2 separate regions of the Homo sapiens genome follow, and region 1 is linked to region 2. Evidence: read pairs that join two places in POLR2A ChIA-PET (ENCODE). Cell type or tissue: PC-9. All regions are shown on one strand. Links, peaks and the distances in the headings refer to the core of each region. The heading gives the core; the rest is flanking DNA.

Region 1 (8,336 bases), core at 20-8,019, 56 kb after region 2:
CAGATGCTCCTTGAAAGTTGAGGTTGCAGCGCTTTTTGTATAGGAAGATTCATATTTCAGTGGTCAGAACTTAACATAATTATAATTGTTACTTTTACTTTACAATTTAATGAAAAAACCTTTATATTTGTAAAATCAGTTCTCACCACAGTCCTAAAAGGTAGTCTGTACTTTTTTTTTTTTTTTTTGAGACAGGCTCTCACTTTGTCATCTAGGCTGGAGTGCAGTCTTTGCCTCCCAGGTTCAAGCAATTATCATGCCTCAACCTCCTGAGTAGCTAGGATGACAGGTGTGCGCCACAATGCCCGGCCAATTTTTGTATTTTTTGTAGAGACTTGGTTTTGCCACATTGGCCTGGCTGGTCTTGAACTCCTGGCCTCAAGGCCTGTCTGGGCCTCCCAAAGTGCTGGGATTACTGGCATGAGCCACCGTTCCTGGCCCTGTTTGGAAGACTTTGAATGCAATTCTTTGTCGTACAAAACTTTTCTGATAGACACCTATCAGTGAGTGGCAATTAGACTCCATCAGGGGCTCATAAATAGTTAACTCTGCTTGTCTTTTATAGGAGTTTATAATGGTTGTGATAGACCTAGTTCTACCTTTTGCATTTGTGCAGGTGTTTTAAGGGCATATTACTGACCTGAAACCATTCATTTGATGAGAAAGTGGTCTTTTATGTTTCATATATCTGTTATTCTGATCTTTATATTAAAGTTAAATTTTGTCATCCTCACCTGAAAGATTTGCTAACTTGCAAGTGCATTTATTCTATGATGACTGGGTTTCATAGAACATATACAATTAAAACAATGCTTTGGTCCTTAGTTGATGTTATTCTTGGTAAACTAACAAGAATGTGCTTTTGTGACACTGATTTCTAATTGGTTTTGTCTGCAGGGAGTTAGAGCCAACTTTCGTAGCCTCTGTAGAGCATATACTTTTTCATTTTGCTAATTATCAGATCTCAAAATGACAGCCTTTCTATAATTAGAAGGATAAAAACAGTATTCTAATATATTAAATATGTGGATGTTAATAGCACATCCTCTACAGAGTGAATTTTCCTGGCATTTTTTGGAAAAATCTTCAGCATCTTTTGAAAGTTGTTCTCACAGTGGTTGACTTTATTTTTTAAACATTTCTCTCAGTTAAATCTGCTTTTAGTTGTTGTTAAGTTAATGCTGGCACTGAGGAAAATGTTTACCTGATGTTTCTCAGGCCTCTGAGGATTTTGAAGCTTCAACTTTCTACTTAATTGCCTTCCTAAGGAATACATTTTTGAGTCCTAAGGAAACTAATTCAACTTCTTTTTTTTTTTGAGACAGAGTCTCGCTCTGTCCCCAGTCTGGAGTGCAGTGGTGTGATCTTGGCTCACTGCAAGCTCCGCCTCCCGGGTTCACACCATTCTCCTACCTCAGTCTCCTGAGTAGCTGGGACTACAGGCGCCCGCCACCACGCCTGGCTAATTTTTTGTATTTTTTTTTAGTAGAGATGGGGTTTCACCGTGTTAGCCAGGATGGTCTTGATCTCCTGACCTCATGATCCGCCTGCCTCGGCCTCCCGAAGTGCTGGGATTACAGGCGTGAGCCACTGCACCCGGCCTGAACTTTTAAATAATAAGGTTCTTGTACTTTATCTTGTAAGGGTTAAAATAAAACTATTTTCAAGTTTTTTTGTTTGTTTTTGTTTTTTTTTGAGACAGTCTTGCTCTGTCGCCCAGGCTGCAGTGCAGTAGCATGATCGTGGCTCACTACAGGATTGACCTCCTGGATTCAATTAATCCTCCCACCCCAGCCTCCTGATTAGCTGGGACTACAGGTGCATGCCACCATGCCTGGCTAACTTAATTTTTTTTTTGTAGAGACAGAGCCTCAATATGTTTCCGAGTCTGGGCTGGTCTCTTCTCTTTTCTCTTCTCTTCTTTTCTTGTTAGACAGAGTCTTGCTCTGTCACCCAGGCTGGAGTGCAATGGCGCAATCTCCACTCACTGCCACCTCCGCCTCCTGGGTTCAAGTGATTCTCCTGTCTCAGCCTCCTGAGTAGCTGGTTATAAAGAATGAGAGAGGTATTTTATCAGGCATGCGCCACCATGTCCGGCTAATTTTTGTATTTTTATTAGAGATGGGATTTCGCCATGTTGGCCAGGCTGGATTCAAACTCCTGACATCAGGTGATCCTCCTGCCTTGGCCTCCGAAAGTGCTGTGATTACAGGCATGAGCCATCACACTCAGCACCCAGGTTGGTCTTGAGCTCCCAGGCTCAAGCAGTCCTCCCCCTTTTGGCCTCGCAAAGTGTGAACCCCACTACACCTGGCTTACTTTCAAGTTTTGAAAGTAAAGGAAATTAAAATAATCTCAGTGAGGAATTTATATGGAACTGCATGTAATCTGCAAATTCTTATTACATCTAGTTAGTATGAAAAGGCTGTTTTATGTTAGAAAAAGTGATTTATGATCAGTTTTATTGATAGGGAGTACAAGTTTTACTTTTTGGCCAGCTTACATTATATTCCTTTTAGACACTTAAGCATCAAGTTAAACATTATCGCAATGTTTCTAAGTGGGGATTTGGATTATTTATTTGACTACATAATTTGAGGATTATTTTTCAAAATTTTCACCTTAGAAGCTTTATTATGATCTGTTGTATTTACCTTTCATAATGGCTTCCCCTACCCCCCATTTAAAAGTCATGGCTTGGCTTCTGCCATGCCTCACACCTGTAATCCTGGCACTTTGGGAGGCCTAGGTGTGAGGATTGCTTGAGCCCAGGAGTTCCAGACCAGCCTGGGCAACATAGCGAGACCTCATCTCTACTTAAAATGAAAAGAAAAAAAAATTCGTGTCCCATTGAGGTCAGACTTTGCCAAAGGTATTTTAGTTCCGTATGATAGTGAACATTACAAATAAATTTAATTTTTTTATTGGAGTCTAGTTTTGCAGCTGACAGTGAATGTCCCAAAACTGAATGACATTTATCTCTTCTCTCATTCTTTATAACCAGAAGAGATGACAGAGTTTGTAGTGATCCATTTTTCATGCAAAAATGATCTTCTCAAACTATTTCTTTAGTTTTAAACATATTTATACCCACTGTATGAGCATCCTTATTGACAGATATGTACTAATTTCCATTTGATGAATCATTTTCAGGATTCATTTTAGCTTTATGCTAAAATAAGTATATTGTGTATATATTCATACATAGAAGCTCATTTTAATTTGTAAAACTTTAATATACAGGCTTTTGAGAACATCAAATATCTTTATAATTGTGTTTTGGTATTAGAAGGTACATTATCTGATCAATCAGGGAATAACATTATATATCACCTGTAAGTCTTAGTTGTTAAAATTTTCAGGCCATTTTGAAAGTATGTTAAGACTAAATATTTGAACATTTACTTCTATATTCTGACACATTATTTTTCATATGCTTTTGATCTCAGCTTAACCCAGATCAATTCATTTCTGAAAACCAACAGCTTTTATAACACACTGGAAGCAAAGCTCTGAGCAATATAAAGGCTTCCTGTTAGCCTACCATAGAATATCAAGAAGCAGTGTGATTTCCTTTTGCTAGGATGTGTTCTGTATAAATTAAACACATTACTTTGGCTTTTAGTTATTGAGCTAAACAAAAATAAATCAGACTTTAATCTTTTTCACTTGGGATGGAGGTATTTTTTAACTTTAACAAAGTATAGTATTTTTTAACTGACATTTAAAACATTAACCATAAAAAGGCAGTACAACTATGTTAAACATTTGAAGGCCTTACCGATAATTACCTTTGCTTTTTAGCTTAACATTTTATCATGCATCACCGGCGGGCATTTTTATTGAAGTCTTTGTTATCACTAAAACAAAACAAAATTTCATTTATGTATTTATTTTAGAGCTAGGTTCGTGCTCTGTTGCCCAAGCAGGAGTGCAGTGGCACAATCATAGCTCACTGTAAACTTAAGCCCCCTGGGCTTAAGTCATCCTCCTGCCTTAGCCTCCTGAGTAGGTAGGACTACAGGTTTGCACCACTATGCCTAATTTTTACATTTTTTGGTAGAGACGGATAGAGACTGGTCTCAAACTGCTAGCTTCAAGTGATCCTCCTGCTGCTGCAGCCCAAAGTGCTGAGATTATAGGCATGAGCCACTGTGCCTGGCCGTCATTTTTATTCTAAACTAAAAGCAGTCTATAATGATAAGTTCCAACAGCACAAATTTGAAATGTTAAAAAAGCCTCTTTTCTCCTTATTATTGTGATATTATTTAAAATCTGCATATGTAAAATTCAACACAATGTTATTAGGTTGGCGCAAACGTAATTGTGGTTTTTGTCATATGTATATGTAGGTAATGGCAAAATTACAGCTTTTGCCACATATATATGTATTTTTTTTTTTTTTTTTTAGTAATGGCAAAAGCTGCAATTACATTTGCACCAACCTAATACATGTTTTTGTTCTAGTTTTTTACTCATTGATGCTTGGGTATCTTTCCATATTTAGAATATCTAGATATTTTTTATTATAGCTGAGTGGTATTTTATTGTTGGTTGTAGATATACCAACATTTATTTAGCTTTTTCTCTACTGATACTTACATTTTAACTTGAAGGAATTTTGCAGTGAATTTCCTTTTGCCTATATTGAGGTGTTGTGAGTGGTAATAGATATTTGTAAATTCCTATCAGAAAATTGCTGGGTCATGGCCAGGCGCAGTGGCTCACGCCTGTAATCCCAGCACTTTGGGAGGCTTAGGCAGGTGGATCATTTGAGGTCAGGTGTTCGAGACCAGCCTGGCCAACATGGTGAAACCCTGTTTCTACTAAAAATACAAAAGTTAGCCAGGCATGGTGGTGGTACATGCCTGTAATCCCAGCTACTTGGGAGACTGAGGCAGGAGAATTGCTTGAACCCGGGATGTTCAATTCTTGCTTGCAGTGAGTGAAGACTGTGCCATTGCATTCCAGCCTGGGTGACAGCATGAGACTCCATCTCAAAAAATAATAATAATAAAATAAAAATAAACAAAACTGCTGGGTCACAAGGCATGCGCTGTTAATCTGATAGCTAAAAACAATGAGAGTTTGTATATTTCTTGAATTTTGAGTGAAGTTGGGTGCCAGTCTTATGATTGGCCATTTTTCCCTTTTGGCTGTTGATACAATTTGCCCATTTTTCTGTAAGTTATTATTTTGTCTTATTGATTGTTATGAACTCTTTATAAATCTAGCACTTTTAAATGCTGTATAATATTCAATGTTATTGTAATACCATAATAATCGTACATTCCTAATGTAATGCTGCAGTTAATTTCATTCATGTATTTTGTTTTTTCTTCCTTTATTTTTTATTTATTTATTTATTTATTTATTTATTTATTTATTTATTTTTGAGACGGAGTCTGACTCTGTCGCCCAGGCTGGAGTGCAAAGGCATGATCTTGGCTCACTGCGACCTCCACCTCCTGGGTTCAAGTGATTCTCCTGCCTCAGACTCCTGAGTAGCTGGGACTACAGGCATGTGTCACCACACCCGGCTAATTTTTTGTGTATTTTTAGTAGAGACGGGGTTTTGCCATGTTGGCCAGGCTGGTCTCCTGACCTCAGGTGATCTGCTTGCCTCGGACTCCCAGAGTGCTGGGATTACTGGTGTGAGCCAGTGCGCCTGGCCATTCAACTCTGGTTGAATTGTTTTCTTTTTTTTCTTTTTTTTTTTGAGACGGAGTCTCGCTCTGTCACCCAGGCTGTAGTGCAGTGGCGGGATCTCAGCTCACTGCAAACTCCGCCTCCCGGGTTCACACCATTTTCCTGCCTCAGCCTCCTGAGTAGCTGGGACTACAGCCGCGTGCCACCACGCCTGGCTAATTTTTTGTGTTAGCCAGGATGGTCTTGATCTCCTGACCTCATGATCCTCCCAAAGTGATGTGATTACAGGCGTGAGTCACCGCGCCTGGCCGGTTGAATTGTTCTCTTAGGATAAACTTGGTATAAAATTGAGTTTAAAGGCTGTGAATTTCCTCATTAATATATTCACACAATCTGAAATAATACATTTATTATTTAATAAATATTTAATGTATTTTGGATTATATTTAAAACAAACAAGGATGTAAAATTACCTATAACCCTGCCAGTAAGGACAACCACTATTGTGAGCCTTTTTGCTCTAGATAGCTTTCCAGTGTTTTATTTTTCTACTGTAAAGCCTGTTCCGCCCCCCGACCCCTTAACATATATAGGGAAAATCTTCCCACATTAGTAAATAGAGATCTAGGCTGGGTGCGGTGGCTCACACTTGTAATCCCGGCACTTTGGGAGGCCGAGGCAGGCGGATCATATGAGGTCAGGAGTTTGAGACCAGCCTGACCAATATGGTGAAACCCCGCCTCTACTAAAAATACAAAATTAGCTGGGTGTGGTGGCACATGCCTGTAATCCCAGCTACTCGGGAGGCTGAGGCAGGAGAATCACTTGAACCCGGGAGGCAGAGGCTGCAGCGAGCTGAGGTCACGTCATTGTACTCCAGCCTGGGTGACAGAGCGAAACTCTGTCTCCAAAAAGTGAATAAATAAGTAAATAAATAAATAAAAGATCTATGCTACAGGGTACATTTTTCCTTTTTTGCTTTTTTCATTGTATTAAAATATTAAAATGTACATAACATTAAATTTTTGCCTTTGTAACCATTTTTAAGGATACAGTTCAGTGGCATTGGGTACATTTACATTGCTGTACAGCCATTACCATTGTCTACCTCCAGACCCTTTCATCATTATCCCAGACTGAAACCTATTAACACATTTTTATACCTTTAGCTGTTCTCTTGTTGTAGACATTCATTTCCAGTTTTCTCCCTTCGTAGGTAACAATTCATACATATATGTGTGTGTGTGTATATATATATATTTAATTGTCTGATTACTTCCTCATGATGGCAGTTCTTCCATGATAGGAAAATTCTCCTCTAGAGAACAGTTGTCTATACGAGTATACATATTAAGGACAAATTTTTTTTTTTTTGAGGTGAAGTCTTGCTCTGTTGCCCAGGTTGGAGTGCAATGGCGCGATCTTGGCTCACTGCAACCTCTGCCTCTTGTGTTCCAGCGATTCTCCTGTCTCAGCCTCCTGAGTAGCTGGGACTACAGGCGCCTGCCACCCCATCTGGCTAATTTTTGTAGTTTTAGTAGAGACAGGGTTTCACCATGTTGGTCAGGCTGGTCTTGAACTCCTGACCTCAGGTGATCCACCCTCCTTGGCCTCCCAAAGTGCTAGGATTACAGGTTGAGCCACCTTGCCCGGCCAAGGATGACTTTTAAAATTGGATTTGGATGTCAGTTTTTCTCCCCCTGACACCACTGTAGAATTTACCCTCAATTTAATAAGAAAAGTTAAGGTGGGCCAGGCTCAGTGGCTCACACTTGTAATCTCAGCACTTTGGGAGGCAAAGGTGGGAGGATCATTGGAGCTGTAGAGTTCGAGACTGATCTGGGCAATACATGTACCTACACCTCGTCTCTAAAAAAAACCTTAAACAATTAGCTGAGTGTGGTAGTGTTCACCTGTGGTCCCAGATACTTGGGAGGCTGAGGTGGAAGATCGCTTGAGCTCAGGAGGCAGAGGTTTCCACCAGCTGTGATCACACCACTGCACTTAAGCCTGGGCAACAGAGTGAAACCTTATCTCAAAAAAAAAAAATTAAAAAAGTTAATGTGACTGGAAGGTTAAATGTGTTTTTTAAAGTTATAGACATATAGCTGTTATATAAAAAATGAGGTATGTCTATGGTAATACAGAAGTCAAAGTGTCTTTTGCCTAAATGAGTGTTTTTTTTTTTTTTTTTTTTACAGGCTCAATGACATTGCTCAGTGGGAAGGTTTGTGGGGAGAGGTGTATATGTGATATATCATTTATTTGGGAAAGGGTGTTCATACATATTTTGCTGCTCTCATGGACAAAAGGTTGAGAAACCACTACTCTGTGTTCTATTTTGTTTGATTGGTTAGAATAAGATTTACCTAACCTGGGTTTTAATTTTAAAACAAATTTTTGAATGTCAAATGCTTATAAGTTATTCTAATAAGAGCCTTTGCTTTCTCCTAGGATTGGCAGCCACCATTTGCATGTGATGTTGATAAACTTCATTTTACGCCACGTATCCAGAGACTGAATGAATTGGAGGTAATGTCTTCACTATTGTTCTGTTTGCCTGTATTCCAGGGGGACCGTCTTTGAAATTATTACGATATATTAAAATTGTTACAGAATCACCATTGTAAATCTGTTTTTAGATTTGTATTTGAGCAAATAAGAACATTTCTTTCTGTAGAGAACAG
Region 2 (8,336 bases), core at 208-8,207:
GATCATAAGTCAATTTAATATACCCAGTGAACATTAGAGTTTAGCCTTCTTTAAACATGTTCAGAACATTTCCATCAGCCTAGGCTGGTGCAGTTGCTCACACCTGTAATCCCAACACTGAGAGGCCAAGGCGGGAGAGAATCACTTGGGCCCAGGAGTTTGAGACCAGCCTGGGCCACATAGTGAGATACCATCTCTACACAAAATATAAGAAATTAGCTGGGCATAGTGATGCTTACCTGTAGTCCTAGGTACTCAAGAGGCTGAGGCGGGAGGATCGCTTGAGCCTGGGAAGTTGAGGCTGCAGTGATCAGTGATCAGACCATTGCCCTCCAGCCTGGGTGACAGAGCGAGACTCTGTCTCAAAAAAAAAAATTAATTAATAAATAAGTAAGTAAAAATCTTCCTACGTGAGGCGAATGTGCGGCCAGAGTTGAGAACCACTGCCCTAGGAGCCTCAGACATTTAAGGAAACAAGAATGCAGTAAAACTGTGTTGGTGCATGTTTTAAGAAAGGTTCCTCGATCTGACATTCATGGCCCAAACAAAATATAGCTTTAAAAAAGTTTGCTCGGCCGGGCACAGTGGCTCATGCCTATAATCCCAGCACTTTGGGAAGCCGAGGCGGGTGGATTACCTGAGGTCAGGAGTTCGAGGCCAGCCTGACCAACACGGAGAAACCCCATCTCTACTGAAAATACCAAAATAGCCGGACGTGGTGGCACATGCCTGTAATCCCGGCTACTCGGGAGGCTGAGGCAAGAGAATCGCTTGAACCCGGGAGGCCGAGGTTGCAGTGAGCCGAGATCATGCCGTTGCACTCCAGCCTGGGCAACAAGAACGAAACTCCGTCTCAAAAAAAAAAAAAAAAAAGGTTCCTCATTCTGACATTCATAGCCCAAACAAAATATAGCTTTAAAAAATGAAGAAATGACCAGGCACAGTGGCTCACACCTGTAATCCCAGCACTCTGGGAGGCCAAGGCAGGCAGATTATCAGAGGTCAGGAATTCGAAACCAGCCTGGCCAATGTGGCAAAACCCCGTCTCTACTAAAAATAGAAAATTAGCTGGGCGTGGTGGCACATGCCTGTAATCCTAGCTACTTGGGAGGCTGAGGCAGGAGAGTAGCTTGAACCCGGGAGGTGGAGGTTGCAATGAGCCAAGATTGGGCCACTGCACTCCAGCCTGGGCGACAAGAGTGAAACTATGTCTCAAAAGAAAAAAAAAGAAAAAAATTGCTAACTTGCCGAGGTTAAGAAATTTGAAATCAGGCTGGGTGCGGTGGCTCACACCTGTAATCCCTGCACTTTGGGAGGCCGAGGCAGGTGGATCATGAGGTCAGGAGATTGAGACCATCCTGGCTAACACAGTGAAACCCCGTCTCTACTAAAAATACAAAAAATAGCTGGGCGTGGTGGCAGGCACCTGTAGTCCCAGCTACTCGGAGGCTGAGGCAGGAGAATGGCGTGAACCCGGGAGGCGGAGCTTGCAGTGAGCCTAGATAGCGCCACTGCACTCCAGCCTGGGCGACAGAGCGAGACTCCGTCTCAGAAAAAAAAAAAAAATTTGTAATAGTGAAATAGTGTTAGGGACTCAAGTTCCTTCACCTCTTTTGAACATAGTAATTTCTTCTTGTCTCATCATTACACTGTAATTTCTTGTCCTCCCTTGCAAGAACAAGGTGGGAGTTCATTTGTTTTATTTTATTTTATTATTATTATTTTTTAGGAGTCTCACTCTGTTACCCAGGCTGGAGTGCAGTGGTACGATCTCAGCTCACTGCAACCTCTACCTCCCGGGTTCAAGTGATTCTCCTGCCTCAGCCTCCCAAGTAGCTGAGATTACAGGTGCCCGCCGCCACGCCCAGCTGATTTTTATATTTTTAGTAGAGATGGGGTTTCACCATATTGGCCAGGGTGGTCTTGAACTCCTGACCTTGTGACCCGCCTGCCTCGGCCTCCCAAAGTGCTGGGATTACAGGCATGAGCCACCACGCCCAGCTAGTTCACTTGTTAATACAGGAGGGAGAAGGGGAATCTCTAAAGTTTCTACATCCCTGTTTGTGACATCAGCACGTACTTCTACAAGCTCCAAGTGAGCTCCAGGAAACAAACCTCCCTAGCTGCCTTGGTGAATTTGTTTTTTTGTTTGTTTGTTTGTTTGTTTGTTTTTGAGACGGAGTCTCGCTCTGTCGCCCAGGCTGGAGTGCAGTGGCGCGATCTTGGCTCACTGCAAGCTCCGCCTCCCGGGTTCACGCCATTCTCCTGCCTCAGCCTCCTGAGTAGCCGGGACTACAGGCGCCCGCCACCACGCCTGGCTAATTTTTTGTATTTTTAGCAGAGGCGGGGTTTCACCTTGTTAGCCAGGATGGTCTCAATCTCCTGACCTTGTGATCCACCCACCTCTGCCTCCCAAAGTGCTGGGATTACAGGCGTGAGCCACCACACCCAGCCAAATTTGAATCAAAATAACCTGAAACTGCTGAGCACCTTTTCTGCCCCTGACTTTAAGGGAACAGAGCAAGTCTGGCAGTTAGGAAAGGGCTTGGGTCTCCTGGGGGAGCTTGCCTGAGTTCAGACTACTTTAATGGTGGTGTGAGCGAGCCGCCTGTGTAACCCCTCCATGCCTCAGTTACCCTACATGGAAAATGAAGTAGAGTCTATCACATTGCGCTGCACAGATAGAGTGCTTAGCAGTGTCGAACACCGTAATTTGTGTACCTCCTGATTTCCACCCTTCTGTGAAATGGTATTCTATTTTACTGATGAGGAAACTGGTTCAGTAATTGATCTGTCCAAAGCCTTAACAACTGGGACAGTGCTGGACTTGGACCTGTGCTCAAGCCTTTGGATTCGAGAGGCTCTGCTCTTTGCCTAACAGGGAGGGATGGGAGCCATCCTCAGGAGGTTTACTAATAGGCAAGTGATCCATCTACACAACAGCCCCAAACTAGAAACTGAGGTGACATGGTAAACAGGCCATGCGTTCTCTGGTCTCATGAAAGGGAGTCAAGAAGGAAGTTGCAAGTGACCAGAATTTTGAGTTTTGATAGGGAGGAGCAAGGAGGAAAGTCAGCTCCTGATTCCTCTGCTGGACTAAGAGCAGTTGCTGAGTCTAGTGGAGTTGGGGAGGACTGTGAATGCCACAAATTTCAGGCTAAGGAGAGTGGATGAAGAGCCTGGGGGCCTGGGGGCGGAGCTGCCTCTGAATCAGTAGCCTTTTTCTTTTCTTTTTTTTCCTTTTTTTTGAGACAGAGTCTCGCTCTGTCCCCCAGTCTGGAGTGCAGTGGCATGATCTCTGCTCACTGTAACCTCTGTCTTCCGGGTTCAAGCTATTCCCCTGCCTCAGGCTCCTGAGTAGCTGGGATTACAGGCGTGCCCCACCATGCCCGCCAATTTTTGTATTTTTAGTAGAGATGGGGTTTCACCATGTTGGTCAGGCTGGTCTCAAACTCCTGACCTCATGATCCACCCACCTCAACCTCCCAAAGTTCTGGGATTACAGGCATGAGCCACCGCGCCCGGCTGCTTTTTTCTTTCAACAAATAAAATGTCTACCGTGTGCTAAATGCCCTGCAAAGCCTGGAGATACTGTCGGCATGCTGCTCAGTACCTATCCTCAGGAAGCCCACATTCAGGGAACAGAGGTGGGCGGATGCAGACCTTGGACAGTCACACAACTCGTTGTAAGTGTGCAAAAATGAAGGTCCGAAGAGGGCAAGTAACAAGCAGCCCTGGCCTTGTGTGAAGAGTCGGGGAAGGCTTCTCTGAGAAAGATTAAAAAGCTGATGATGAGTAGTTGGTTAGATGGAGGAAGTCCGGACCAGGAAGTAGCGCATGCAGGAGACCCAGAGCAGGCATGAGCTCAGCTTCAAGAACCATGTGGGTCAGATGGTGGGAGATGAGGTTAGTGAGCTGGGTGGAGGCTGTGGTAAACATGTTTGTACCCCAAAAGCTATGGGGAAGCCATGGAAGGACTTTAAATTGGGCAATGTCCTGTGATGGATTTCTTGCCTTACAGTTCTGAACCCTCCCACACATTAGTCTCATTTGATTGCCACAGTAACCTTGTGAAGATATTACCTCCGTTTTACAGATAAAGACAGTTGGAATCCTTATTCCAATTGAAGGTCAGATGTCTGAAATTACATATCCAGACCACACCTCTGCCCCACCTCTTGCTCTTTCTCCTACCAGAGAGACACCACCACACCCAAGGGAAGTGATGATGCCTGTAGGGGACCCAGAGAGCCTGGATGGTCTCTCTGCCCCATTTCTTAGCCCTCATGGATAACAATATTGCTCCTTGCATGCACAGGGCTCCTAAAGTAGCCTAACCAGAAAAGGGAGAACTATGCCCTGAGGCCACTGGGTGGGAGAAATCTGCTCCTCCCCACCTACCTGGGGCAGGGCTGGCAACAGTGGAAATGTCCTGCCTGCCTGAGCCTGTCTGAAGCTTCCTAACAAAGAAGGAGCCCAGACCTGGTGAGGGGGCAGCCCAAAGACCAGGGCTGAGTGTGCAATTGCCCTGGAGCCCCTAGGGATACGTCAGCAGGAGCAACAGAGGCCCTTGGAATGGGCTGAAGCCTGTGGTCCCCCATGGAAGGATGTGATGGGGTGAAAGAGGGTGCCAGGCTTGACAAATGCTGAAGGCTAGGCACCTCCATCTCCTGGAGAGGGAGAGTTGAGCTGATGCCCTCCAAGTGTCTCTCATTTGCCTTACATGGAGAACTCCCTTTAGCCCCAGTGCCAACCCTGTGTGCTAGCTGGAATCCCTGTTTCATAGGTGGAGAGACTGGCTCAGAGAGGTTAAATAACATAAAATCTCTCAGCTAGTAAATAGCGCTGGAATTAAAACCCAAGTTTGAGTGGCACCACCGTCTGTGCACCTTCCTTTGAACTATAATAACCAGAGAAGAGCTTACTTATTCCCAGGGAGAGCTCCAAAGCTTCGTGGAGGAGGTGACACTGACACTGAGACCCTCCTCTCAGGTGCTTAGCACTCAGGAGCTCAGTAAATGTTTGGATGAATGAGAAACCTGGAGTAAAAAGGGTTGCTGCTGGGTCCTGGAGATGGAGAGAGGGGAAGGGAGTGGAGTGGAGTGGAGGGGAGGGGAGGGGAGGGGACGGGGTCTCAATTGCCCCAGTGGTGTGGGCTCCTCCCCAGCTCTCCAGGAGTGAAGGATTGCCTTGGCCTCTCCAGTCTCACCTGGGAAGCCAGAGCCTGTCCCGCCTTACTCAGCAGGAACCAGCTACCAAGAAACACAAATGCCTTTCACCTAAAAGGCAATTCAGGAGAACCCAAAGCAGCTGCTTTTGATAAAGGAAGGATGTGGCCAGCACAGAGGGAGGAAAAGAGGTCAGTGGGGAAGACAGCTGCCAGACAGACCTGAGGGGAACCCCAGAGGCTGCAAAGAGGATGGGGGCGGGCTGTGCTCCCACTTCATTTCCTCCTCCCACACCCCCATCAGAGCCCCACTCTTCACACTGGCCAAAGTCAAATTGCTGGTCACCAAGAAAGGAGGACACCCATGTCCCCCACAGCAGCCTGAGGCCCCCTCAGCCTTTTCCCTGGGTGAGGGAAAGCCATATCCCTGGAAGGGCAGGTCTGATGGGGTAAGAGGGGCAGGATGTTTGGGTTTCCCAGATTCATTGCATTGAGAGAGCTGGGACAGTCAGGGAAAGGCCTGGGCCCTGCTGGCAATTTGGTGGAGACTTTAGTGAGGTTGCTCAGAAGCCACCTCCCTGCGCTGGTGGGAACCTCCCCGAGACGCCCACCTTTGGTTGCATGAGGTGACCCAGGAGCTGTACCTCAGGCAGGGTCTAGGTTGTCGCAATCTGCATGAACCATGCAGACTCCAGGTAACCGGTCTCTCATATATGTATATTTTTAATCCATAAAACAGGATCTTCCCTGCAGTGTGCTTCTGAAGATTAAATCAGATAATGTATTCCTATGAGCTTTATGAACTGAAGTGACATACAAAAGCAAGGGATTATTCACTAATTCAACAAACATCCACTGAGCTCTAGCAGTGGATTTGGAGGTAAAACAGGAACCCAATGTCCAGACAAATCCAACTCAAGGTGCCCTGGGAGCTCAGAGGAGGGGCCGCTGAGCTGGCTCCTGCAGAGGAGGCAGGGATTACTAATGCAGACAAGGAGGGAGGAGGTTCCGGGCAGGGTGCGGAGAATGTGGGTGTCAGGGAGCCACCGAACACCTGCCAGGAACCACATCATCTTTTCTCCTTTTTTCTTTGGTAAAACTAGCGATGGCTAGCATTTTTCAGTGCTAAGTACCAAGCAATGTTCTAAGTATTCATTGTACTTCTCACCTCTTAATCCTCAGAGCCTGTATTCGTAACCCCATTTTACCAGATGAGAAAATGGGGTCCAGAAGTTAAAGTAACTTCCCAAAGTCACTCAGCTAGTAAATGACAGGTAAACTTTGAACCCTTTCAGACTCCAAAAGCCATGGTTTTAACCTCCTTGTTAGAAAGCCCCTTCACTTTTATTCAACTCTCCAAAAATCCTCTTAAGCAACATTTCCTTAACTTGAGGATGTCACCTTTCCTCTTTCCCAAAAACAGAATCTTAATTCCTTGAGCTTTTTGTAAGACGGTGTCCAGCTTGTGAGAGGCCAGAATGAGGTTGGCAGGGCATGGAATGAAGATTTGGAGGAAAGTGTTTATGAAGAGACCAGGGCCTAGAGTGAACCAGAAATCAGACCCAAGCCCAAGGCCCCTTAACCTCCGCATCTCACCTGTCCCAAAAAATCCAAGCAAGGAGTTGGAGGAGGACAACAGCAGCATTTATGCTCAGAGAAGCATCTTGCTTTCTGGTAACCAAGGCTGATCTCCTTGTAGAGTTCACTTCCCCCAAGGAAAATTAAGGCATGTTGTGTTTTATTTTTGTTTTTTTTTTGTTTTTGTTTTTGCTTTTTTTGAGAGAGAGTTTTGCTCCTGTCACCCATGCTGGTGTGTAATGGCGTGATCTCAGCTCACTGCAACCTCCGCCTCCTGGGTTCAAGTGATTCTCCTGCCTCAGCCTCCCGAGTAGCTGGGATTACAGTTGCCCACCACCATGCCCAGCTAATTTATTTGGTATTTTTAGTAGAGATGGGGTTTCGCCATGTTGGCCAGGCTGGTCTCAAACTCCTGACCTCAGATGATCCACCCACCTCGGCCTCCCAAAGTGCTGGGATTACAGGCATGAGCCACCATGCCTGGCCAGCAAGTTTTATCAAGCTGACTTTCTTGTCTTCCCCTGCCCTAACCCTCACTTCAACAGAAGGCAAGGCCTCCACTTTAGGGAAAAAAGAATGTCCCAGAGAAGAAGGTTTGGGGGATGGGAGGCCAGTAAGGCTCAGTCAGGCAATAAACCCCCTCCCTTCCTGGCGTTACCTTTAAGGAGAAGAGGGCCCAGGAAGGGTGGCATTCTCAGAACTTATCACCAGAGCCCCTGGGACTATGTGGTGACCTATGTTCCTTTCTTTCCTAACTGCATTTCCCCTGCCAACCCCATAATAACTTCCCTCATTGTCTATGCTCACCATTCACCTTCTTCAAGGTGAAACCCACGACCCAGCACACAAAAAGGAGGCCTATCTGGGGGACATGGCATGCCCACTTGGTTGTGTATGACTTGAACTCACATTGCCCGCATGTGAGGGCTTGGCCAGGACCTGGCCCGAACTCCACCCTAAACTCCAGGCCCCTCCAACCTTTGATACCACACCCAGTCTGTAGCAAATATAGGACTTTCTTTTGAATAATAACACTCATTGTAAATCATCTGCTGGCTCGTCCTAAACAATGTTAAGCCTCAAATAGGGTGGGTGGGTCAGTACGAGGAAAATGCCAACCTCTGAAAGTGGAGTTAATAGAATCAACAACAGATCGATTCGGCCATCTGCAGAGTAATACACGCTCAAAGGGGCTTAGTGTTACTGACAGAGATAGGGGTATGTCCCAGGAATCCGTTTAGGGGACCAGTGCTTCTGAAGCTAAAAATGATTTCCAGGAAGTTGTAACCCAATCAAGTACTTGGTAACCTGAGGCAAAACTGTTAACTCGAGAAAGCCTCCCCGGAACAGAGCAAAACAGTGGCTCGTAGTGTTTTTTTGTTGTTTTGTTGTTGATGATGATTCTGTTTTGTTTTTGTTTTTGTTTTGTAGAGGTGGGGGGTCTCACTCTGTTACCCAGGCTAGTCTTGAACTCCGGGCTCAAGCAATCCTCCCACCTCAGCCTCCCAAAGCACTGGGATTTAAAGGTGTGAGCCACTGCACCTGGCCATTGTGTTAAAACCATCTGTTGATAACATTCTGAATTAGTTGC

The links. Peaks named below come from ENCODE experiments on the same cell type or tissue, not always from the same donor. Only the 100,000 strongest peaks of a DNase experiment are listed, where the experiment ranks them.
Region 1: POLR2A ChIA-PET joins it to region 2 with 24 read pairs; 6 of 35 experiments call an interaction of 5 or more read pairs at or near these places.

The regions. Positions count from the first base shown.
Region 1 is chr1:202,776,862-202,785,197 of GRCh38, reverse strand. It overlaps KDM5B (lysine demethylase 5B), which reads left to right. Exons shown (of 27, transcript NM_006618.5): 2 at 8,104-8,181. Among named protein-coding and RNA genes, the nearest start is that of KDM5B, 27 kb to the left of the region's middle. In PC-9, for the core only: no CTCF peak of the experiment used is centred there; no DNase peak of the experiment used is centred there; H3K27ac peaks cover 362 bases.
Region 2 is chr1:202,832,768-202,841,103 of GRCh38, reverse strand. No RefSeq gene overlaps it. Among named protein-coding and RNA genes, the nearest start is that of PCAT6, 26 kb to the right of the region's middle. RefSeq lists an enhancer at 1,808-2,356. In PC-9, for the core only: no CTCF peak of the experiment used is centred there; a DNase peak (open chromatin) is centred at 4,343; H3K4me3 peaks cover 628 bases; H3K27ac peaks cover 1,275 bases.